Regions from separate parts of the Homo sapiens genome. Here region 1 is linked to region 2. Evidence: read pairs that join two places in POLR2A ChIA-PET (ENCODE). Cell type or tissue: MCF 10A. All regions are shown on one strand. Links, peaks and the distances in the headings refer to the core of each region. The heading gives the core; the rest is flanking DNA. Region 1 overlaps HSPA4 (heat shock protein family A (Hsp70) member 4). Region 2 has its middle 54 kb from the start of PPP2CA-DT.

Region 1 (8,000 bases), core at 1-8,000, 1.2 Mb after region 2:
CACTCCAGCCTGGGTGACAGAGCAAGACTCCCATCTCAAAAAATAAAAATAAAATAAAAAATAAACTACAGGTACAGTTTCTTCGTATCAGAAAGAAGGTGTGTATCAAAGGATCTGCTATTGCTCATAAAATACTTCTTAATATCACCTGATTTCCTGGTCACATTTTATCTAACAACCATTGATAACTTCTTGAGAAGGGCTATTTAAAGAAATGGGCTTTCCCAGTGTGGAAATAAGCCCATTTGCCATCATCACTAAAGAGGAAAGCCTGTGCCAAGCTGACAGTATATCCCAACACTCTGAAATAGCAATCAACACAACAGTGAAGTCCAGGTAAATGGTTTGTCAAAGAAAGATTTTAGGAAAATTAGTATATATTCCTAAATCAAACAGTCACCTTTTAGCCTGAGACAAAATTAAAGCATCTTGTTAAATAAGTATGTGGTTATCCTACCTTCCCACTTTGCTGTAGCTCTCATCCAGCTAGGGAAGAATTCACTGACAGAAAAGCTTATAAGACTACCATATCAGCATCGCAAAAGACAATTTTTACCACCATTAAATAATTGTGAGGCTTATATCCAACTTTCAGTCTGAATTCAGTTTCTTGGAGAAACTTTTATTAGATTTCCCTAGACATTTCAAAAGATTACTTTGGGCAGGGGGAAGATACAGGTTGAAAAAAAGTTTAATATATACCACTGAATTAGTTCATACAATAAAAATTTCTATCACTGCTTGCAAAAGTAAGATAATAAATAACAATTTCCAAACAGTCTGAGATACGCAAACAAATTCAATCACAAAAATACTTACTGGTTTGTTCCAAAACACTACGAAGTGGTGGCTCCACTCTAGCTAAGAGATCATTGCACATCTCCAGAAATTTGCCTCTATAAAAAACAAAACAAAACAAAAAACACAGTACATTAAATCACATGCCACTTTTATGTGGAATGGATGGCTATAATAAAAAACAGGTAACAACAAGTGCTGGCAAAATGTGGAGACAGTGGATCCTTCATACATTCCCAGGTAATAGAAAATGAAAATGGTGCAGCCACTTGGGAAAAGTGTTTGGCAGTTCCTCAAGACGTTAGAGAGTTAGCATATGATTCAGCAATTCCATTCTAGGTATATAGCCAAAAGAACAGAAAACACATGTTCACACACAAAACTGGTATATCAACGTTCACAAGCAGCTGAAACAACCCAGATGCCTATCAACTGTATAAAGCGATACAAATGAATGAATACAATAAGAGGAACTAATACATATCACAACACATGAAAACATTATGCTGGGTTAAAGTCAAACAAGAACAAAAATTTATGTGAAATATTCAGAATAGGTATATCCAGAGAAAGGAGACGAGCGGCTACCAATGACAAAAGGGAAGAAGAAGAGATGGGAAGGACACCTAATGAGTACAGAGTTTGTTTTTTGTTTGTTTGTTTTTGAGACAGGGTCTAACTCTATTGCCCAGACTGGAGTGCAGTGGCACGATCTTGGCTCACTCTCACTGCAACCTCAGCAGTGAGTTCCCAGGCTCAGGTGATTTTCCCACCTTAGCCTCCCAAGTAGCTGGGTCTACAGGCATGCACAACCATGTCTCTTTCTTTTATATTAATACACATTTTTAGATGTTTTAGGTCTACAGAGAAATGAACATAACAAGAATCCCCATACATCCCCTCCTCACTCCCAGCCCAGTTCCTCTATTAACATCTTGCATTAGTATGGTACATTTGTTACAATTAATGAGTCAATGCTGATAAATGATAGTTCCTATTAGTGTTTTATGAGTTTTAACAATGTGTAAGTATTCACCACTTCAGTAACATACAGAATAATTTCACTGTGCTCCAACTATTCATCCTTCCCTGTGCTCCAACTATTCATCCCTCCCTGTGCTCCAACTATTCATCCCTCCCTGCTCCAAACTCCAGGTAACTGACTGTTTTATTGTCTGCATAGTTTTTTTTGGGGGGCGGGGGCGGCAGGGCTTTTTTTCAGACGGAGTTTCAATCTTGTTGCCCAGGCTAGAGTGCAGTGGCGCAATCCCAGCTCACTGCAACCTCCACCTTCCGGGTTCAAGCAATTCTCCTGCCTCAGCCTCCTGAGAAGCTGGGATTACAGGCATGCACCACCTACGCCCGGCTAATTTTGTATTTTTTTTTTTTTAGTAGAGATGGGATTTCACCATGTTGGTCAGGCTGGTCTTGAACTCCTGACCTCAAGTGATTCACCTGCCTCACCTTCCAAAGTGCTGAGATTACAGGCATGAGCCATCGCACCCGGTCGTCTGCATAGTTTTGCCTTTTCCAAAATGTCATATAGTTGGAATCCTACAGTATGCAGATTTTTCAAATTGGCTTCTTTCACTTGGCAATATGCATTTAAGGTTCCTCAATGTCTTTTCACAGCCTGATTACTCACTCATTTAGGGTTTAAGAAGTAATGAAAACGTTCTAAAATTTAGTTGTGATGATGGCTGCTGAGCTCTACGAACATACTAAAAAAAAAAAAATTTTTTTTTAAATCGCTGAATTATACACGTTAAAAGGGTGACTTCTAGTTGGGTGCAGTGGCTCACGCCTGTAGTCCCAACACATCATGAAGCTAAGGCTTGAGCCCAGGAGTTCAAGACCAGCCTGGACAACACAGCAAAACCCCATCTCTACAAAACATACAAGAAATTAGCCAGGCATGGTGGCGCACACCTGTAGTCTCAGCTACCCAGGAAGCTGAGGCAGGAGGATCACCTGGGCCTGGGAGGTCGAAGCTACAGTGAGCCATGATCAACCCATTGCACTCCAGCCTGGGCAATAGGTATCCTTTCTCCAAAAAAAAGGGAAAAGTGGGTAACTTTATTAAATTACATCTCAATAAAAAAGAATAGTAGGCTGGGTGCGGTGGCTCATGCCTGTAAACTCAGCACTTCGGGAGGCTGAGGCGGGTGGATCACCTCAAGTCGGGAGTTTGAGACCAGCCTGACCAACATGGAGAAAGCCCGTCTCTACCAAAAATACAAAATTAGCCAGGCGTGGTGGTGCATGCCTGTAATCCCAGCTATTTGGGAGGCTGAGGCAGGAGAATCGCTTGAACCTGGAAGGCAGAGGTTGCAGTGAGCCGAGATCAGGACACTGCACTCCAACCTGGACGAAAAGAGTGAAACTCCATCTCAAAAAAAAAGAATAGTAAAGTATAGAATGCACCCACCAGAGCATGCAAAACTTAAGGATTGCTAACCTCAATACTGGTGAGATGTGTAGCAACCAGAGATCTTACATGTTCAAGTTTAAAATGTTTTACTTCTAATAGAAAAAAAAGCTAAAGAGTCACTGTCCATCAATAACAACAAACCTACAATGGCACAGTAGTTAGCAATACAGAAGAACAACAAATGGCATGTGAAACAAACAAATGAATCTCAATTTTATGCTGACTAAAAAATGCCTTACACAAAAAACTACATAATACATGATTCCACTTACAAGAAGTTACAGAATTGGCAAACTTAATCTAGGGACTGAAAAATACAAAAAGCACATCAGTGGTTATGGAAGCCTGAGGAAACATTCCAACATAATGGTCTATTTCATAATAATGGCATTAGTTACAAAGATATATGTGTATGTTGAAACTCAGCAAATGAGCACTTAAAACCTGAGTATGTCATATAAAAATATATCCAAAAAACAATGAATTCTGGTTAATATGCAAACCTTAGTATTTGGGGAGAAGTCTACATTTATAGATGTCCGCAATTTAAGTTTCTGCAAGAAGTATACAGATGCAATTTACTTTGAGATATGCTAAAAACAAAATTGAGGCCAGGCCACGCAGTAGCTCACACCTGTAATCCCAGCACTTTGGGAGACTGAGGCGGGCGGATCACCTGAGGCTGGGAGTTCAAGACCAGCCTGACCAACACGGAGAAACAACATCTCTACAAAAAATACAAAATTAGCTGGGTGTGGTGGTGCATGCCTGTAACCCCAGCTACTTGGGAAGCTGAGGCAGGAGAATCACTTGAACCCGGGAGGCGGAGGTTAAGGTGAGCTGAAATCATGCCATTGCACTCCAGCCTGGGCAACAAGAGCAAAACTCCATCTCAAAAAATAATAATAATAAAAAAATTAAAAATTGATGGCTTTATAGGATATATGAACAAATATATAATAAAACAAGTACAGTAAATGTTATCAGTAGACTCTAAGTGGTGGGATGAGGACATTTACTGTAAAATTCTTCCAACTTTGTTGCATGTCTGAAACTATCTGAAATCAAAATTGTGAAAAGCAAAGGAAAAGATTGTTAAGAAGATGGCAACAGCGGTAGGGGTTTGTTTGTTTTTTTGAGATGGAGTCTCATTCTGTCACCCAGGCTGGAGTGCAGTGGCACGATCTCAGCTCACTGCTACCTCCGCCTCCCAGGTTCAAGCAATTCTCCCACCTCAGCCTCCGGAGTAGCTGGGACTGCAGGTGCACGCCACCAAGCCCGGGTAATTTTTTTTTTTTTTTTTTGTATTTTTTTGAGATGGAGTCTCGCTCTGTCATCCAGGCTGGAGTGCAGTGGCAGTATCTCGGCTCACTGCAGCCTCCACCTCCCGGGTCCAAGCAATTCTCCTGCCTCAGCCTCCCGAGTAGTTGGGATTACAGGCACCCACCACTACACCCGGCTAATTTTTGTATTTTTAGTAGAGATGGGGTTTCACCATATTGGCCAGCTGGTCTCAAACTCCTGAACTCAGGTGATCCACCCACCTCAGCCTCCCAAAATGCTGGGATTACAGGCGTGAGCCACCATGCCTGGACAGTAGAGGTTTTTTGATAGTTTCTTTTTAAAAAGTTTTATTGCAATATAATTTACATGCTATAGAATTCACCCATTTAAAGTATATAATTCCCGTCCGGGTGAGGTGGCTCACACCTGTAATCCTAGGACTTTGGGAGTCTGAGGAGGGTGGCCGAGCTCAGGAATCTGAGACCAGCCTGAGCAATATGGCAAAATCCTGTCTCTACAAAAAATACAAAAATTGGCCAGATATGTCGGTGAACACCTATACTCCCATCTACTTGGGGGTCTGAGGTGGGAGGATCTCTAGAACCCGAGAGAGTGAGGCTGCAGTGAGCGGAGATAGTACCACTGCACTCCAGACTGCATGACAACGTGAGAACTTGTTTCAAAAAGAAATAAATTTTAAAAATTAAAAAGATAAAAATAAAGTATGTAATTATTGACTTTTGGGCATGAGGTTTTGGTACAAAAATATTTTTAAAGTATACAATTCAGTGACTTCATATATACAGAGTTGTGCAAGCATCGCCACAATCAATTTTAAAACATTTTCAGTCTAAAAAAGAATATTTTCATCACCCTTAACTGTTACTTTCCTCAACTCCCACAGCCCTAGGCAATCACTAAATCTACTTTCTGTCTCTATAGATTTGCCAATTCGGGGCATTTCATATAAATAGAATCATACAAAATGTGGCCTTTTGTGACTTCTTTCAGCAGCGTGAACTTTTGAAGGTTCACCCATGTTTTAGTATGTATCTGTATTACATTTTTTTCAAGTACCAAAAATATCCCATTGTATGAACATAGCATGTTTTATTTACCCACTTCATCAGTTGATGAACATTTGGGTTGTTTCCACTTTTTGTCTATTATGAGTAGTGCAATGAACATTCACATATGAGTTTTTCTGTGGACATGTGTTTCCATTTCTCTTGAATATGTATCTAGAAATACAACTGCTGAATGATGTGATAATTTGATGCAGATTTTTTTGGTTTTGTTTTTGAGAGGCTTTCCCTCTGTCACCCAGGCTGGAGCGCAGTGGCACAATCATGGTTCACAGAAGCCTCCATCTCCTGGGCTTAAACAATCCTGCAACAAAACTAGGTAATGAAATATGCCCACAAACCTCAAAATACATATAGGCAGAGACAAACCACCCACAACTACAATTCCTGCTTAGTATCAGCTCTGTACAAAATAAACAGAAGGAAACAAAAGGGTATATAATTGACCTGAAAACTCCAGAATAACCTAACTCAGAGAGCCAAATTGAAAACAGCAGCTGAAATCAGCAGGGGTTTGGCATCCTCCAAAACAAGTATAAAAGGTCCTCAAATAAGGTATTCAGGAACCACAGCAAACTGGGCCCTACCTAAAGTTATCTTCAAAGAAAAAAGAACTCACTGAAGAAAAACTACTGATTAAAAAATCCAAACTAAGCAGAACAACACAGTAAACACAAAAGAGGGAGGGAAAACATCTCAGAAAGTTAAGCCACATTTTTAAAATATTTCACAAAAACAAAAGAGGGACTCACACTTATAATCCCCGCACTTTGAGAGGCAGAGGCGGGTGGATGACTCGAGGTCAGCAGTTCAAGACCAGCATGGCCAACATGGCGAAACCCCATCTCTACTAAAAATACGAAAATTAGCTGGGCGTGGTGGCCCCCACCTGTAATTCCAGCTACTGAGGAGGCTGAGGCATGAGAATCATTTAAACCCGGGAGGTGGAGGTTGAAGCAAGCCAAGATCATACCACTGCACTCCAGCCTGGGTGACCTACTGAGACTCTGTCTCAAAAAAAAAAGAACAGGCAAATCTATAGAGACAGAAAACATATTGGTAATTGCCTAGGGTATGGAGGGAAATGGAGAGTAAATGCTAATGGGTACAAGTTTTCTTTTTGGGGTGATAAAAACATTCTAGAATTAAATAGTGGTCACAGTTGCACAACCCTGGAATTGTACACTTTAAAATAGTAAGGTTTTATGGTATGTGAATTATATCTCAATAAAAGTGATACAGGAAATGAAAGAACAAATCAGAATTAGAAAGACCTAGAACAGAATTAGAAGTATAAGAATAAATGTCAGAAATGAAAACTAAACAGTACACAAGAGAAATGCCATGAAGGACTGGACCAAAAATGGCAAATACAAAAAAAAGGCAAACTAAAAAAAAATATATATATATGTAAGATAGGCAAGGAAGATCCAACATAATTATGTAGGAATTCCCAAAAGAGAAAACCACAGCACTACAACAGAATACTAGAAAACATAATTCAAGAAAACTTAAGAAATTTTAATTAAACTTAAATTTGTAATGTCAAACTATATAATGAAAAGGCACACTGCGTACCTGGAAAAAAACTGATGCAAAATAACCAACATCAAAATATAGTGTAGTAAAATTATTGGGTTTTTTTTTTTTTTTTTTTTTTTTGAGACAGGGTCTCACTCTCATCACCCTGGCTGGAGTGCAATGTGGTGTGATCATGGTTCGCTGCAGCCTCGACTTACTAAGCTCAGGTGATCCTCCCACCTCCGCCTCCCGAGTAGCCGGTACTACAAGCGAACACCACCACATCAAGCTACTTTTTTGTATTTTTAGTAGAGACGAGGTTTTGCCATGTTGCCCAGGCTGGTCTCGAACTCCTGAGCTCAAGCCATCCGCCCACCTCGACGTCCCAAAGTGCTAGGATTACAGGTGTGAGCCACCACACCCAAATGGACTTTCAAGAAAAAAAAAAATCAAAAACATTTGGGCATCTAAGCAAAAAGAACAAGTGACAAATATCTAAAAACTATGCTGTCACACTTTGACAGCAATATTATACACCAAAAGAAAATAGATTGTTACTGCATTTAAGATCCTCAACAAGGAAAGAAAAGCTAAGAATGTTCTATCCAGCTAAAGTGACTTTTAAGTATAAACATGGCAAACTGTCATCAACATGCAGGAACTTAAGGAACACTATTCACATGTGCTATCCCTTAGGAATCTGCAGGAGAATGCACTTCCAACCATCAAAACGATGAATTAACACAAAGCTACTAGTAATCTACCAAAATAATCCAAATAATTGAAAATAAGTGTTGACAAAGACGTGGAGAAACTGAAACCCAGTAGGGCGCTGGTGGGGATAATCACTGAGAAATATAGTTTGGAGATTCCTCAAAAAG
Region 2 (16,487 bases), core at 4,770-12,769:
ACCATTTATTTAGACATAAAGTTGGCATGAGTTATCTGTTCTGCAGGCATAAAGTGTTTCATTAAATACAAGAAAAAACATGGCATTTACAGTTTTAAAAGAGAGCTGTATAATGTGTCCGCTATTGTGGTTTGGAAGAAAATTAATCTCTGGAGACCCAGTTAGAGTTGTACCATGTCAAAAAAGAGATACTAGTACTGTAATTCTTTTCCACCCTGAGAAAAGCAAGTTTAGCTCAACACTTTCCAACTTTTATCATTTGGGGTTACATTGGATTTTCTCAGAGTTTTTGAGTGTTAGTGGAGTTTTAAAAGTAAAGTTACAGGCCAGGCTTGGTGGCTCATGCCTATAATCCCAGCACTTTGGGAGGCCAAGGCGGGCAGATCACCTGAGGTCAGGAGTTCGAGACCACCCTGACCAACATGGAGAAACCCCATCTGTACTAAAAATACAAAATTAGCTGGGTGTGGTGGCACATGTCTGTAATCCCAGCTACTCGGGAGGCTGAGGCAGGAGAATCACTTGAACCTGGGAGGCAGAGGTTGTGGTGAGCTGAGATTGCACCATTGCACTCTAGCCTGGGCAACAAGGGTGAAACGCCATTTCAAAAAAAAAAAAAAAAGTAAAGTTACAAACATAGCTGTGGTAAGGTGTCGAGAAGATGAGTTACTGGTTAATTTAGGCAGATCCAGGTTTTATGGAAGCTGATACTTTTAAATGAGGGCTCTTTTTGAGGAGGAAACACAAAATTTCAAAGGCAAAATTAGAAGGGCTGTTTCCATGGCTTTGGGTGCAGCCTGTGCAAGTGAGGGACTACATTGGCTTTCAATAAATATGCCTCTGCTGATAGGATTGCTCCTATTTGGTTCTCCATAGCCACCAAAACTCATGCAAACAAGTAGGTTATGGCAATGGCAGTGGCAGGGGCAGCTGAATTGGCAATCAATTGGCTAGGTCTTGAAATCTGTTGGGTAGCATCCATGTGATGATTGGGAGTCTTGGCTCTAAGTCCTTTGACCACGTGAAGTTGTCATAAGTGAAAGGGGATACAACTGGTTGCTCAGTGGGTTGCTGCTGTGTGGCACTCATTACCTTTCCTTTGGAAGAAGGAACACAGAATAGAGTCACAAGGATAGGGAACACTCTCTTGTGTTTAACACCCCTTGAAGAATAAAATTAAAATTCGATCCATTAAATAATTGAGTCAGGGTTCTGTTTTCACCAGAGTAATAAAAACTTGCTTTTGATGGGCACCAGTTATCACCTAATTGTCAAATTCAGTGACTTTTAAAAAATCCTTATTTTTCCTGATCTTTGTGTCACATTTCACACTATGAATCATCTTTTCCTCCTCAAAGCGCGCCTTCTTTTTTGTCACATGTCATCATTTTCTTCTTAATTCTAAGTGCTTTTCTGTTCTACTGATAATTTTTCTTCCTACCTGTTTCCCTGGCAGTTCTTAAGGCCTCCACTCTTCCCTGTTCCTTGAGAGAAGTATGTTACTCTTATAGCTTGGCTACCACCTCTGAGGGTATTTCTCCAAAATTTGTAGTTCTTCCACAGACATTTACCTGAAGCTACAGTCTCTATATGTTTGCTAAATGTTTCCACTTTATCATTTTGCTGTTTCTTCAGCCTTACTGATAGGGTTTGGCTGTGTCCCCACACAAATCTCATCTTGAATTCCCACGTGTTGTAGGAGGGACCTGGTGGGAGGTAATTGAATCATGGGGGCAGGTCTTTCCTGTGCTGTTCTCATAATAGTAAGTCTCATGAGATCTGATGGTTATTACAAGGGGGAGTTTTCCTGCACAAGCTCCCTCTCTTTTTGCATGCTGCCATCCATGTAAGACATGACTTGCTGTTCCTTGCCTTCCACCATGATTGTGAAGCCTCCCCAGCCATGTGGAACTGTAAGTCTAATAAACCTCTTTCTTTTGTAAATTGTCCCGTCTCAGGTACGTCTTTATCAGCGGCATGAAGACAGACCAATACAGTGAATTGGTACCAGTAGAGTGGGGCATTGCTGAAAAGATACCCAAAAATGTGGAAGCAACTTTGGAACTGGGTAACAGGCAGAGGTTTGAACAGTTTGGAGAGCTCAGAAGAAGACAGGAAAATGTGGGAAAGTTTGGAACTTTCTAGAGACTTGTTGAATGGCTTTGACCAGAAGCTTGATCATGATATGGACAATAAAATCCAAGCTGAGGTGGTCTCAGATAGAGATGAGGAACTTGTTGGGAACTGGAGCAAAGGTGACTCTTGTTATGTTTTAGCAAAGAGATTGGCAGCATTTTGCCCCTGCACTAGAGATTGTGGAACTTTGAACTTGAGAGAGGTGATTTAGGGTAACTGGTGGAAGAAATTTCTTTTTGTTGTTGTTGTTTTTTTTCTTTTTTGAGACAGTCTCACTCTATAACCAGTCTGGAGTGCAGTGGCATGATCTTGGCTCACTGCAACCTGTGCCTACTGGGTTCAAGTGATTCTCCTGCCTCAGCCTCCTGAGTAACTGGGACTATAGGCATGTGCCACCACACCCACCTAATTTTTGTATTTTTAGTGGAGACGGGGTTTCACCATGTTGGCCAGGATGGTCTCAATCTCTTGACCTCGTGATCCACATGCCTTGGCCTCCCAAAGTGCTGGGATTACAGGCATGAGCCACTGCACCCAACTGGTGGAAGAAATTTCTAAGCAGCAAAGCATTCAAGAGGTGACTTGGATGCTATTAAAGGCATTCAGTTTTATAAGGGAAGCAAAGCATAAAAGTTCAGAAAATTTGCAGCCTGACAATGCAATAGATAATAAAATCCCATTTTCTGAGGAGAAATTCAAGCCAGCTGCAGAAATTTGCAAAAGCAATGAGGAGCTGACTGTTAATCCCCAAGACAATGGGGAAAATGTCTCCAGGACATGTCAGAGACGTTTGCGGCAGCCCCTCCCATTACAGACCCAGAGGCCTAGGAGGAAAGGCCCAGGGTCCCCATGCTGTGTGCAGCCAAGGGACTTGGTGCCCTGTGTCCCAGCTGCTCCAGCCATGGCTGAAGGGGGCCAATGTAGAGCTTGGCCTGTGGCTTCAGAGGAGCAAGCCCCAAGCCTTGGCAGCTTCCCTGTAGTGTTGAGCCTGTGAGTGCACAGAAGTCAAGAATTGGGGTTTGGGAACCTCCGCCAAGATTTCAGAAGATGTATGGAAATGCCTGGATGTCCAGGAAGAAGTTTGCTGCAGGGGTGGGGCCCTCATGGAGAACATCTGCTGGGGTAGTGCAAAAGGGAAATGTGGGGTTGGAGCCCCCACACAGAGTCCCTACTGGGGCACCACCTAGTGGAGCTGTGAGAAGAGGGCCACTGTCCTCCAGACCCCAGAATGGTAGACTCACTTGTTACGGGAAGTCAGGGGCCCCGAACGGAGGGACCGGCTGAAGCCATGGCAGAAGAACATAAATTGTGAAGATTTCATGGACATTTATCACTTCCCCAATCAATACTCTTATAATTTCCTATGCCTGTCTTTAATCTCTTAATCCCATCATCTTCGTAAGCTGAGGATGTATGTCGCCTCGGGACTTTGTGATGATTGCGTTAACTGCACAAATTGTTTGTAAAACGTGTGTTTGAACAATATGAAATCTGGGCATCCTAAAAAAGAATAGGATAACAGTGGTTTTCAGGGAACAAGGGAGATAACCATAAGGTCTGACTGCCTGTGGGGCCAGGCAGAACAGAGTCATATTTCTCTTCTTGCAGAAAGCGAATAGGAGAAATATTGCTTAATTCTTTTCCCAGCAAGGAATAACCCTGGGAAAGGAATGCCTTCCCAGGGGGAGGTCTCTAAAATGGCTGCTCTGGGAGTATCTGTCTTGTGCAGTTGAAGATAAGGGATGAAATACGCCCTGGTCTCCTGCAGTGCCCTCAGGCTTGCTAGGATTAGGAAATTCCAGCCTGGCGAATTCTAGTCAGACCGGTTGTCTGCTCTTGAACCCTCTTTCCTGTTAAGATGTTTATCAATGACACTGTGTGCCCAGCAGGACATGGAACCTCATCAGTAATTCTAATTTCACCTGGCCTTGTAATCTTGCTCTGCCTCTCTGCCCTTGTGATCTTTTATTGCCCTTTCAAGCATGTGATCTTTGTGACTTACTCCCTGTTCGTATCCCCCTCCCCTTTTGAAATTCCTAATAAAAGCTTGCTGGTTTTGCAGCTCAGGGGGCATCACGGAGCCTACCAATAGGTGATGTCACCCCCGGAGGCCCAGCTGTAAAATTTCTCTCTTTTGTACTCTTTCTCTATTTCTCAGACAGACCAACACTTAGGGAAAATAGAAAAGAACCTACGTTGAAATATTGGGGGCTGGTTCCCCCACTATTCACTGACTGCTTGCACTGTGTGCCTGGAAAAGCTGCAGACACTCAATGCCAGCCCATGAAAGCAGCCAGGAGGGAGGCTGTACCCTGCAAAGCCATAGAGGTGGAGCTTCCCATGACCATGGGAACCCACCTCTTGCATTAGTGTGACCTGGATGTGAGACATGAAGTCAAAGGAGATCATTTTGGAGCTTTAATAATTGACTGCTCCACTGGATTTTGGATTTGCATGGGACCTGTAGCCCCTTTGTTTTCGCCAATGTCTCCCATTCAGAATGGCTGTATTTATCCAATGCCTGTACCTCCATTGTATCTAGGAAGTAAATAACTTGCTTTTGATTTTATAGGCTCATAGATGGAAGGGACTTGCCTTATCTCAGATAAGGCAAGTGGACTTTTGAGTAGACTTTTGAGTTAATGCTGAAATGAGTTAAGACTTTGGGGGACTGTTGGGAGGGCATGATTTATTCTGAAATGTGAGGATATGAGATTTGGGAGGGGCCAGGGGTGGAATGATATGGTTTGGCTGTGTACCCACACAAATCTCATCTTGAATTCCCATGTGTTGTGGGAAGGACTTGGTGGGAGGTAATTGAATCTTGGAGGCAGGTTTTTTCCATGCTGTTCTTGTGATAATAAGTCTCATGAGATCTGATGGTTATTACAAGGGGGCGTTATCCTGCACAAGCTCTCTCTTTGCATGCTGCCATCCACGTAAGATGTGACTTGCTGCTCCTTGCCTTCCACCATGATTGTGAAGCCTCCCCAGCCATGTGCAACTGTAAGTCCAATAAACCTCTTTCTTTTGTAAATTGTCCAGTCTCAGGTATGTCTTTATCAGCAGCGAGAAAACAGACTAAAACACTTACCATATCTAAACTGTATTAATTTCTCCCCAAACCATCTTTCTCTCTTAGCTTTTCTTGTTTTTAAAAGTAGTACTATTGTTTTCCTTGGCTTGAAACTTGGCATTAACTTAATTTTTTCAGCTTCCATGTATCTGATAGCCATTCAGTCATCAGGCCTACTTGACTTACTCTAACAAATTTTGATCCTCCCAAATTGTATTAATTTTTCATGTTTAAGCTTATGTAGTCTTCCTTGCGTGACCTGGACTCTTCCTATGAAAGGCAATCTCCTTTTTTTCTAGGTTCCCATATTCCATTGTTTATACTATGTTTTACATCCTGCTTTGTGATGCTAGTTACCTCTTAATTTGTGTGTGTCATCAACAAAACTATTAGTTCTTGGAAGTTAGAGTTGTCAAACCGTTATCACCCAACCCCCAGTGCCTTTATATGATTATGTACCTTAATGTGTATGGAACAAATAATTTAAATTCAAAATGACCTTGGTAGTTTGGAGACTTATTGAAGAATTAAGGAATAATGTTAAAAATGATCAGTAATACTGAACCCGGGAGGCGGAGGTTGCAGTGAGCCGAGATCGTGCCACTGCACTCCAGTCTGGGTGACAGAGCGAGACTCCATCTCAAAAAAAAAAAAAGAAAGAAAGAAAGAAAAAGCAATCTACTTTTTCATTTCTGGAAATATGTGTGGTGGGTATCTGATTAAATGTATACTGCATATCCTGAAAAACTCCAATTGTGAAACCTCTCATCAAAGGCCCAAAGTTACTGGTGGTTTAGAGCACTGGTTTGAACAGGTCACCCAGGTGGAAGGAGATAAACCTAGTAAGCAAGTTTGGAAGTTATGTTGGAGACTGTGCATGAAGTCGAGCCTGTAAAAAGTGTTACCCTAAGTAAAGAGTGAATTAGAAAAAAAACCTACTCCTCAAAAAGAGGAGGCAGAAGAATTGCTTGAACCCGGGAGGCGGAGGTTGCAGTGAGCTGTGGAACCACTGTACTCCAGCCTGGGCGACAGAGCGAGACTCCATCTCAAAAAACATGTATATACATTAGGACACAGAAATAGTGAAAATATATGTTAGAAAAGATATAACAGGCAAACAGGGAAAAAAGTTAGTGTGGCTCTATATTATCAGGAAAAACAAATTATAAAGCAAAAAACTTACTGTACATAAAGAGGGACACTACATATGATTATTTAATTCACTGAGAAGGCATAAAAGCCAAGAAGTTTTTGCACCAAAATATATAAAGCATAAATTTAGTGAACATGAGAACTTGAAGAATCCATTATCATAGCATGATATTCTTAATACTTCTCTTTCAGTAACTGACAAGGAAACAAAGAAAAAGTATGGATGCGGATTTGAATAACACAATATTTAAGTTTGATTTAATATATAAGAAAACACTTTGCCCCAATATGAAAAATAACCCATATAAACCCATCTATATGATTTTTTTTTGAGACACTGTTTTGCTGTGTTGCCCAGGCTGGAGTGCAGTGGCATGATCTTGGCTCACTGCAACCTCTGCCTCCTGGATTCAAGTGATTCTCCTGCTTCAGCCTCCCAAGTAGCTGGGATAACAGGCATGCACCATGATGCCTAGCTAATTTTTGTATTTTTAGTAGAGACGGGTTAGTCATGTTGATGAGGCTGGTCTCGAACTCCTGACCTCAGGTGATCCACCCACCTCAGCCTCCCAAAGTGCTGGGATTACAGGTGTGAGCCACTGCGCCCGGCCCCATATATACGAAATTTTAAAAAATACTTTCTGAAGGTGTCAAAGAAGAAATAATAATGGAAATTAGATAATAATTTCCATATAATAATACATAGAAAATGATAATAAAATAATACATAGAAAATGATAATAAAAATGCAGTCTCAAAACATATGGCGTAAGATACTTATGCTTCTAGATATGATAGTTTGCAACAAAATTAAACATCCACTGAGAACCACTAAAGCCAGGTGAAATGCAAGAAATTTCTGTTTAAAGGCAGAGAGCTGATGATGTAATAGTGATTTGAGGGGATAATTCCAGAGAGTTGAGCTGATGGTTTGCAGTGGCTTTTTCCTGGGGAATATAGACTGATTCTTGAAACAAGAAAAAAACTGAGAATTCAGACTTAGCTCTGGAAGAGGGCCCCTACTACGGTACAGAGAAACTAACAGAACTTTCTAGTAGTTTCATACAGCTAGAGTGACAACATCAGAGACATGAACAGTCTGAACACATAGTTTGTTTCCCCTTCAAGACAGAGTGGAAAGATCTAACCTAAGTATAATTAGGTTCCCATAAGAAGAGGAGAGAGAAAATAAGGCAGAAGCGCTGGCGTGGTGGCTCACGCCTGTAATTCCAGCACTTTGGGAGGCTGAGGCAGGTGGATCACAAGGTCAGGAGTTCGAGACCAGCCTGGCCAATATGGTGAAACCCCATCTCTACTAAAAATACAAAAGTTAGCCAGGCACGGTGGCACGTGTCTGTAGTCCCAGCTACTCGGGAGGCTGAGGCAGAAGAATCGCTTGAACTCGGGAGGTGGAGGTTGCAGTGAGCTGAGATTGAGCCACTGCGCTCCAGCCTAGGTGAAAGAGCAAGACTCTATCTCAAAAATAAATAAATAAAATAAATAAATAAATAAATAAATAAGGCAGAAGCAATATTTGAAGAGAATGTCCAAAAATACTACCAAACTGATGAAAGACAAAAATTTATGTATTTAAGAAGCTCTGTAAACCCCAGGCAGGAAAAATACAAAGAAAACCCCACCTAGGCTGGTCATGGTGGCTCACACCTGTAACCCCAGCACTTTGGGAGGCCGAGGTGGGCAGATCACTTGAGACCAGGTGAGACCAGCCTAGCCAACATGGTGAGACCCCATGTCTACTAAAAATACAAAAAATTAGCCGGGTGTGCTGGCGTGCACCTGTAATCCCAGCTACTTGGGAGGCTGAGGTGGGAAAATTGCTTGAACCTGGGAGGCAGAGGTTGCAGTGAGCCGAGACAGCACCACCGCATTCTAGCCTGGGCGACCGAGTGAGACTCCGTCTCAAAAAAAAAAAAAAGAAAGAAAACCCCACCTAAGCACATCATAATGAAACTGCTTAATTCAAATATAAAAAGAAAATCTAAAAGGCAAGAAGTCATGTTTCCTTTAAAGGAGCTGATCTCAACAAAAATGATGAAATCCAGAAGACAATGAAATGACACCTTTGAAGTACTGAAAGAAAATAGCTGCCAAGCTAGAATCGTATATTCTGTGACAAAAATGAGGGCAAAATACAGACTTTTCTTCTTTTTAAGACAGTTTTACCCTTGTTGCCTGGGCTGGAGTGCAATGACATGATCTCGGCTCACTGTAACCTCCCCCTAAGCAAACATATAAGCAGAAAGAATTTATTGCCAGAAGATCTGCCTTAAGATAAAAGCTGAAGAGAGGTTTTTTTTTGTTTTGTTTTGTTTTGTTTTTGAGACGCTCTGTTGCCCAGGCTACAGTGGTGCAATCTCGGCTCATTGCAACCTCCGCCTACTGGGGTCAAGTGATTCTCATGCCTCAGCCTCCGAAGTAGCTGGAATTACAGGCACCTGCCACCACACCCAGCTATTATTATTATTATTATTATTATTGGTACATACAGGGTTTTACAATGTTGACCAGGCTAGTCTCGAACCCCTGACCTCAAGTGACCCTCCCACCTCAGCTTTCCAAAGTGCTGGGATTACAGGTGTGAGCTATTGTGCCTGGCCTGAAGAGAGTTCTTAAGGCAGAAGGAAAATAGTCCCAAATGGAAACAGGAAATTTGAAGGGAATGAAGAATAACAAAAGGGGGAAATGTGTGAGTAAATATAAATAAATATTGACTGTAAAGATTAATCATAGTAATATGAGGGCTTAAAATATATGTAGAATTAAAACTCATGACTCCAATAAAGCAAGAAGGAGAGGGCAAATAGAGATAAAGTGTTCTAAGATTTTAGCATTATCAGGGAAATATTAAAATAGTAATTTGTATTAAACTCAAGTCAAAGATGGTAAGTATAATTCCAACTGTATTAGTAATTACATTAAAACAAATAGAATAAATACTCCAAATAGAAGATGAATATTATCAGATTGGATTAAAAATTATCTAACTATAACCTGGGTATGGTGGCATGTGCCTATAATTCCAGCTACTCAGAAGGCTGAGGCAGGAGGATTGCTTGAGGCTAGGCATCAAGGCCAGCCTGGCCAACATAGTAAGACTCCAATCTAAAAAGAAAAGTTAAAAAAACCCCAGCTATATGCTGCATATAAAAAATATCTTAAGTATAAGACACTGAAATGCTCAAAGTAAAAGTTGGAAAAAGTATAGTGTGCAAACAATAATTGAAAGAAAGCTGGAGCTGGGTGCGATGACCCACCCCTGTAATCCCAGCATCTTGGGAGGCCAAGGTGGGGAGATCACCTGAGATAGGGAGTTGGAGACCAGCCTGGCCAACATGGTGAAACCCCATCTCTACTAAAAATACAAAAATTAGCTGGGTATGGTGGCGCATGCCTGTAATCCCAGCTACTTGGGAGGCTGAGGCAAGAGAATCACTTGAACCCGGGGGCGGAGGTTGCAGTGAGCTGAGATCACACCACTGCACTCAAGCTGGTGTTGCTGTTTATTATCAGAGAGAATAGCTCTTAAGGCAAGAAGAATAACTAGAGATAGAAAGGGACATTTTCTAATGATAGAGTCCAGTTCACAAGAAGATATAACAATTCTAAATATATATGCACTGAATAACATAGTTTCAAAATATATAAGGCAAAAATGGACAGAACTAAAAGGAGAATATAGACAAATCAACATTAATAAGGTAGATTTAACACAACCTTTCAATAGTTGATAAAACAAGCACATGATAAATCAGTAAAGACATAAAAATCAAAATAACACAGTAAACTTGACTCTGTTGACATAATAGAACACTGCACTGAGGATAAGAATATATATTAAAAAAAATTTTTTTTTTGAGATGGAGTTTTATTCTTATTGCCCAGGGTGGAGTGCAATGGCGTGACCTCGGCTCACTGCAACCTCCACCTCCCAGGTTCAAGTGATTCTCCTGCCTCAGTCTCCTGAGTAGCTGGGATTATAGGCATGCACCACTATGCCTGGATAATTTTTCATATTTTTAGTAGAGACAGGGTTTCACCATGTTGGCCAGGCTGGTCTCAAACTCCTGACCTCATGTGATCCACCCACCTCGGCCTCCCAAAGTGCTGGGATTACAGGCATGAGCCACTGCGCCCGGCCTTAAAAAATTTTTTATAGAGACAGGGTCTTACTTTGATGCCCAGACTGGAGTGCAATGGCATCATCATACATCTCACTGTAGCCTTGAATTCCTGGGCTCAAGCAATCCTTCCACTTCAGCCTCCCAAGTAGTTAGGACTACAAGCACACACCACCAATGCCCAGTTATTTTTTAAAAATTTTTCTGTAGAGACAGGGTCTTATTATGTTGCCCAGGCTGGTCTTGAACTCCTCACCTCAAGTGATCCTCTCGTTACAGCCTCTCAAAGTGCTGGGATTACAGGCATGAGGCATAATGCCCAGCTAGAATATACACTGTTTTTAAGTATACAGGTGAATTTATAAAATTTGACAGTAAAGCCAGCTTCAACAAAGTTTCAGAAGATTGGAAGCACTCAGAATGTACTCTCTGACCACAATAGTCTTAAGGTAGAAATGAATTATAAAAACTAATTAGAAAATGGAAATTAAGCAGTACACTTCTAAGTAATCCATTAATCAAAAAAGAGATCACATTAGAAATTAGAAAGTATGTGAAACTAATAATGAAAATATGACATATCAAAACTTCTGAGATGTAGTTAAAACAGTGGTTGGATGGAAATGTGTAAAATGCATATGCTAGAAAAGAAGGAAGGTTAATATCAGTGATCCAAGCTTGTATCTCAAGAAGTGAGTAAAAGAACAGCAAATTAAACCCAGAGAGAAATAAATAAGACAAAAGTAAAAAATAATGAAATTTAAAACAAACACACACCACAGAAAACGGAGGAGCTTTTACTTCTGTCCATGATGGAGCAACTGGCATGATACTTACTCTTCCTTTGTAAAAGCTAGGATAATGGAAAAAAGTATCTGAAACAATGCATTAGACATTGGGCAACAGCCAACCCGGACCATAGTCCCTTATAGATGGAAAATGAATGAGGTGAGCACTATGATTACATAGGCTTTTTGCTTAGAGGCAATTTCTGGACCACAGCACAGGATGGCATAACCCAAGGAGAGCCTGGCAGCTTTGCTGAGTTGATGAGGTAGGGATAGAAGCTTGGGGAGGCCAAGGTGACCAGAATTTGCAAGGCAGAGTACTAGAGAAGAGAAATGCTATGTAGAGAAGGTGCTCAAAAGTCTGCATGGGTTACCTTCCAGTCTTTGGTTGAATACTAATCTGTGCAATTGTGGCAGCCATGAAAATAGACCTCTCAGACCTCCAACTGCAGGGAATGTAATTTTGACCTATGGGCCCTGTTCATCACCATGTTCATACTAAGGAATCTTCCCATGGCTGCTGCTTACAGTCAGTGACTAGGCACAGGGATACTGAGGAAAGCCCATTCTTGGAAGATGGAAAACTCAAAATTTTGGTTCAAAGATTATTCACTGGCATCGCCAAACTTCCTTAGAAATGCACTGCAGTGTAAGTTGCTTCCACTCAACCTTTCTTTTCTTTCCTTCACAAAGGTCAGACATACATTACAGTCTGATGCCTTTCCTAGATTCCCCTGGCTCCTTTCCCAGTTTTCTCACAGGTATTTCTCCCAGTAAATCTCTTGTATATCTAATCTCTTGCCATCTGTTTCTTAGGGGACTTGAGCTAACACAAGTGGTACCAACAGTGAATGGTCCAAGAAAATAGGCAGTAAGATGGGATCTGGGACTGGCTTACTCACCTCCTGACAGGCAAAGAGAACATCATTCTGACTGGTACGTGGGACATGGATAGACACTAGCATAAACCAGAGCTCAGCAACTAAAGATTTCACAGGTGGCAACCTGGAAAATGATGTGGTAGAGGGAAGTTCTGTGTAAGGTGTGATGATGCAGGCAGAGAAAGATTTTGGAGGAGGAAGGAGATTACCTCCAAAGATGGGTGAATTGGTTACTGCTGAGTTGTATTGATGCCTTGCAGTGGGATAATCAGAAACTGAAAGCTCTTGAGCAGTTAATGGCTAAGCCAGATGGTTTCGTGGTATCATCTTACAAAGAGCTCCTTATGTACTGCAGTGGAAGAGCAGACACACGTGAGCAGTAGGATGAAGATCTAATTGTTAGAGTTGCAGAACTTCAGAGACATGAGACATTTGAATGCCCAGCAGCCCTATTATACAAAGGTCAGGACCTAGTGGGGATAACCTGGGACCCTGAAACATGGAATGGGGACATCTCATCGAATGCCCCTAAGAATGCTAGCACTGCAGCCCTTGCACTCCCTGGGCTTGCAGAGATGGCTTGTAAGCCCTTGTAAGAACTAACACTTAATATTTTGCTGTATGATGCTGCAGGTGCTCATCTCAGTAGCTGCCCCAACTTTTGGCTGCCAAGTCAATAACTTAGGCTAAATCCTAGCGTAACTTTGTTGAAAACATGCTGGGCCTGATAAGGGAAGAAAAGAGACTTATATCAAAAGAATTGCAGGAATTAGCTAGCATACTAGCAGGAGCCAGGGATGTATCCTTGGAATTAGATTTTTAGGGTGTTTGATCAAGGGGACTAGAATGTAAGCATAGATAAGCAAGAATTAATTTACTCAGGAGTACTATCTCAGGACATGGGATTTAACACCCTTGCAAGGACCTTAGGGGATAAGGCAAATTCACTGCTGAGGTGGCTTTTAGAAGCTTGGAAAATGCTGTGGCTAACACTCAGGGAAATGGAAAGGCCTGAGTTGCCCTTACAGATGGCACAGGAAAGGTTAAAGAGGCTTAGGAAAGTAGGCATGCTGGAATAGATGTGTAATGTAAGACCAGACATCTAACCAGAGAATCATGGGAGGACCCAGAGGACACATCATTCACCATCATTCACAGGCCTGGTGAAATGAGGTTGAAGATTTGGACACTGAAAACTACAGCAGCAGAGACTAATGTTGAACCCCTAACACAGCACTGTTCTCTGAAGAGACCAACCAGCTAGTTGGTGCCAAGTCAAGTATATCAGACTTCTTTCAACCCAAAAGAGCAAGAGTTTTATCTTCACCAGGTATAGATACTTATTCTGAGTATGGTCTTATACTTCCTGCCTAAAGATTCTCAGCTTCTCTGGGGCTTACAGAATAATTCATAGGCATGGAATTCCACACAACATAGCATCCAACCACTTTACAGTGAAGAGGGTGTGGAGTAGTTTCATGACCATGGGATTCATTGGCAATATCACATGTACCATCCTAAAGCAGCCAGCCTTATAGAACACTGGATCAGCCTTTGTAAGTACAGATGAAGTGCTAGCTCAGAGGAAATATTCTGAAAAGATAATGTGCCAATCTTCCGGATGCAGGATATATATGCAGACTTTTTTAGGATATTATATCCCCAGGGGGAAAAAACACATGGGTCTGGGAGTCAGGGCATGGAAGCAGGAGTGGCTCCTCTTATTATTACTCCCAAAATGGGGATTCATGTCCCAACTGGGAGATTTTGTACTTCTCGTCCCTGCAATCCTGGGCTTTGACAGAATTGGAGTTCTTGGTTTCAAAAAGGGGCATAATCTTGCTAGAGGTCGCACACAGCAAGAGTTCCATTTAACGTAAAGTTGCAATTTCCACAATGGCATTTTGAATTCTTTGTGTCCAGGGTCTAGCAGGCAAGAAAAGAAGTCACCATACTGGGAAGGGTAATTGGCCTTGATCAGCAGGAGGAAGTAGGACTACTGTTACATGAAGGGGGAAGGGTGGCAAATGTGTCCAACCCATTATCCATTTGAGTGCCTTGAACCACTGGAACTGTGAATGAACACGTGTGGCAACCTGAGACTGAAAAGGGTATGATTACTAAGAGTTCAGATTTCCCAGGAATGGAGGTTTGGATCACACCACTAGGTAAGGCACCAAGACCTGCTGAAATGATGGCTGTGAGTGAGGAAATTCAGAATGAATCACTGGAGGAGGGAGAGGATAAAGACCAGGTGCAGCGCTTAGATCAACTGCAGTGATGAGGACTGTAGTTTGTCTCATTATTCTCTCTATTCTTAGTTTCCCCCCAGGAAGAAAGGATAATAGGCATCATGGAGGAGCCTGTCTCTGAATTTTGAGGAGATGTATATCTGTTTGATGCAAGGGGTGAATATTTGGTGGCCTAAAAAATGTGTCTGTAACGTGTCTAACTGTGAAGAGCATAATTGACTAATGGGCCCAGCTGCTGCACTCTGAAATCCATCTCCACATTTGCAGTAAGGCCATGCTTCCCATGTGTTAACTCCCAGCTAATGACTTTCTCAGGCATATGAAGGCAGGCCTATTCCTGAGAAATGCAGAATGCCTCTGATGGGAGACTTTGGCTTGAGGATTCCCCATCAGATTTCCAAACTTCCTCAGAACTGCAGTGCAGTCTAAATGTCTTCCACTCAACTTTCCTTTCTTTTCTCTTTCAAAAGGGTCAGACCTGCATTGCAATTATATGATTCTCCTAGCTTCCCCTGGCTCCCTTCCCATTTTTCCTTACAACATTATAATCTCTTAGAACCCTCTTCTTGGTATTTGTTTTTTGGAGTACTCAAACTGATAAGCCATATATAGGATGAAATTTACAAGGCCAGTCAAAGAATATCTCCCAGGGATCTATAAGTAAAATAATTGTCAGAGATCCCACAGGGCTAGGAGCGACTCAAGTTTCTGCCATCTAATGTGTAGAGATATTTTTGAACAGCCAGGGCATTTAGTAGAGACCCCATATCATATCTTGTAGTAGGGCTAAACTATCTTACAATAAAAGGCCTTTTAGATATGCTCTTACACAGCTTAAAAACAAGACTCTTGGCTGGGCATGGTGGCTCACGCCTGTAATCTCAGCACTTTGGGAGGCCGAGGCAGGTGGATCATGAGGTCAGGAGTTCAAGACCAGCCTGGCCAACATGGTGAAACCCAGTCTCTACTAAAAATACAAAAATTAGCTGGGCTTGGTGGCACGTGCCTGTAGTCCCAGCTACTTGAGAGGCTGAGGCAGGAGAATTGCTTGAATCTGGGAGGCAGAGGTTGCAGTGAGCTGAGATTGCGCCGCACTGCACTCCAGCCTGGGCAACAGAGTGAGACTCTGTCTCAAAAAAAAAAAAAAAAAAAGACACTTAGGGACCAAGGTGATCTGCAAGTAACTCAATGGCTTGTCAAAACAAATTCTAACTTCTTTAAAGGAAATTTAAAAAATTCTAACAATCATGTAAGTGTTATAAGCCTGCCACCCAATGAAAGAATTACTATACTTGGCCGGGTGTGGTGGCTCATGCCCGTAATCCCAGCACTTTGCGAGGTGGAGGCAGGTGGATCACTTGAGGTCAGCAGTTTGAGACCAGCCTGGCCAATATGGCGAAACACTGACTCTACTAGAAATACAAAAATTAGGCAGGCGTGGTGGCAGGCACCTGTAATCCCAGCTACTTGGGAGGCTGAGGTAGGAGAATTGCTTGAACCAAGGAGGCGGAGGTTGCAGTGAACCAAGATTGCACCACTGCACTCCAGCCTGTGCAACAGAGCAAGGCTCCATATAAAACAAACAAACAAAAAAAATCAAAAAACAAACAAACAAAAAAACAGCCGGGCACGGTGGCTCACGCCTGTAATCCCAGTACTTTGGGAGGTCGATGTGGGTGGATCACCTGAGGTCAGGAGTTCAAGATCAACCTGGCCAACATAGTGAAACCCCATCTCTACTAAAAATACAAAAATTAGCTGGGCGTGGTGGCAGGCGCCTGTAATCCCAGCTGCTTGGGAGGCTGAGGCAGGAGAATTGCGTGAACCCAAGAGGTGGAGGTTGCAGTGAGCCAAGATCACGCCATTGCCTCCATCCTGGGCAACAAGAGCGAGACTCCATCTCAAAAAAAAAAAATCACTAGACTTTAAAACAACCCAGCAGCCAGATGCAGTGGCTTACCCCTATAATCCCAGTGATTTGGGAGGCTGAGGCACGCGGATTGCTTGACCAACCTGGGCAATATGGTGAAATCCTGTCTCTACACGAAATACAAAAATTAGCT

The links. ChIA-PET counts read pairs that join two places held together with the same protein. Peaks named below come from ENCODE experiments on the same cell type or tissue, not always from the same donor. Only the 100,000 strongest peaks of a DNase experiment are listed, where the experiment ranks them.
Region 1: POLR2A ChIA-PET joins it to region 2 with 5 read pairs; 2 of 35 experiments call an interaction of 5 or more read pairs at or near these places.

What each region holds. Positions count from the first base shown.
Region 1 is chr5:133,079,678-133,087,677 of GRCh38, reverse strand. It overlaps HSPA4 (heat shock protein family A (Hsp70) member 4), which reads right to left. Exons shown (of 19, transcript NM_002154.4): 8 at 820-896. Among named protein-coding and RNA genes, the nearest start is that of HSPA4, 32 kb to the right of the region's middle. In MCF 10A, for the core only: no CTCF peak of the experiment used is centred there; no DNase peak of the experiment used is centred there.
Region 2 is chr5:134,272,031-134,288,517 of GRCh38, reverse strand. It overlaps a transcript of CDKL3 not described here. Among named protein-coding and RNA genes, the nearest start is that of PPP2CA-DT, 54 kb to the right of the region's middle. RefSeq lists a silencer at 3,733-3,933. In MCF 10A, for the core only: no CTCF peak of the experiment used is centred there; a DNase peak (open chromatin) is centred at 8,727.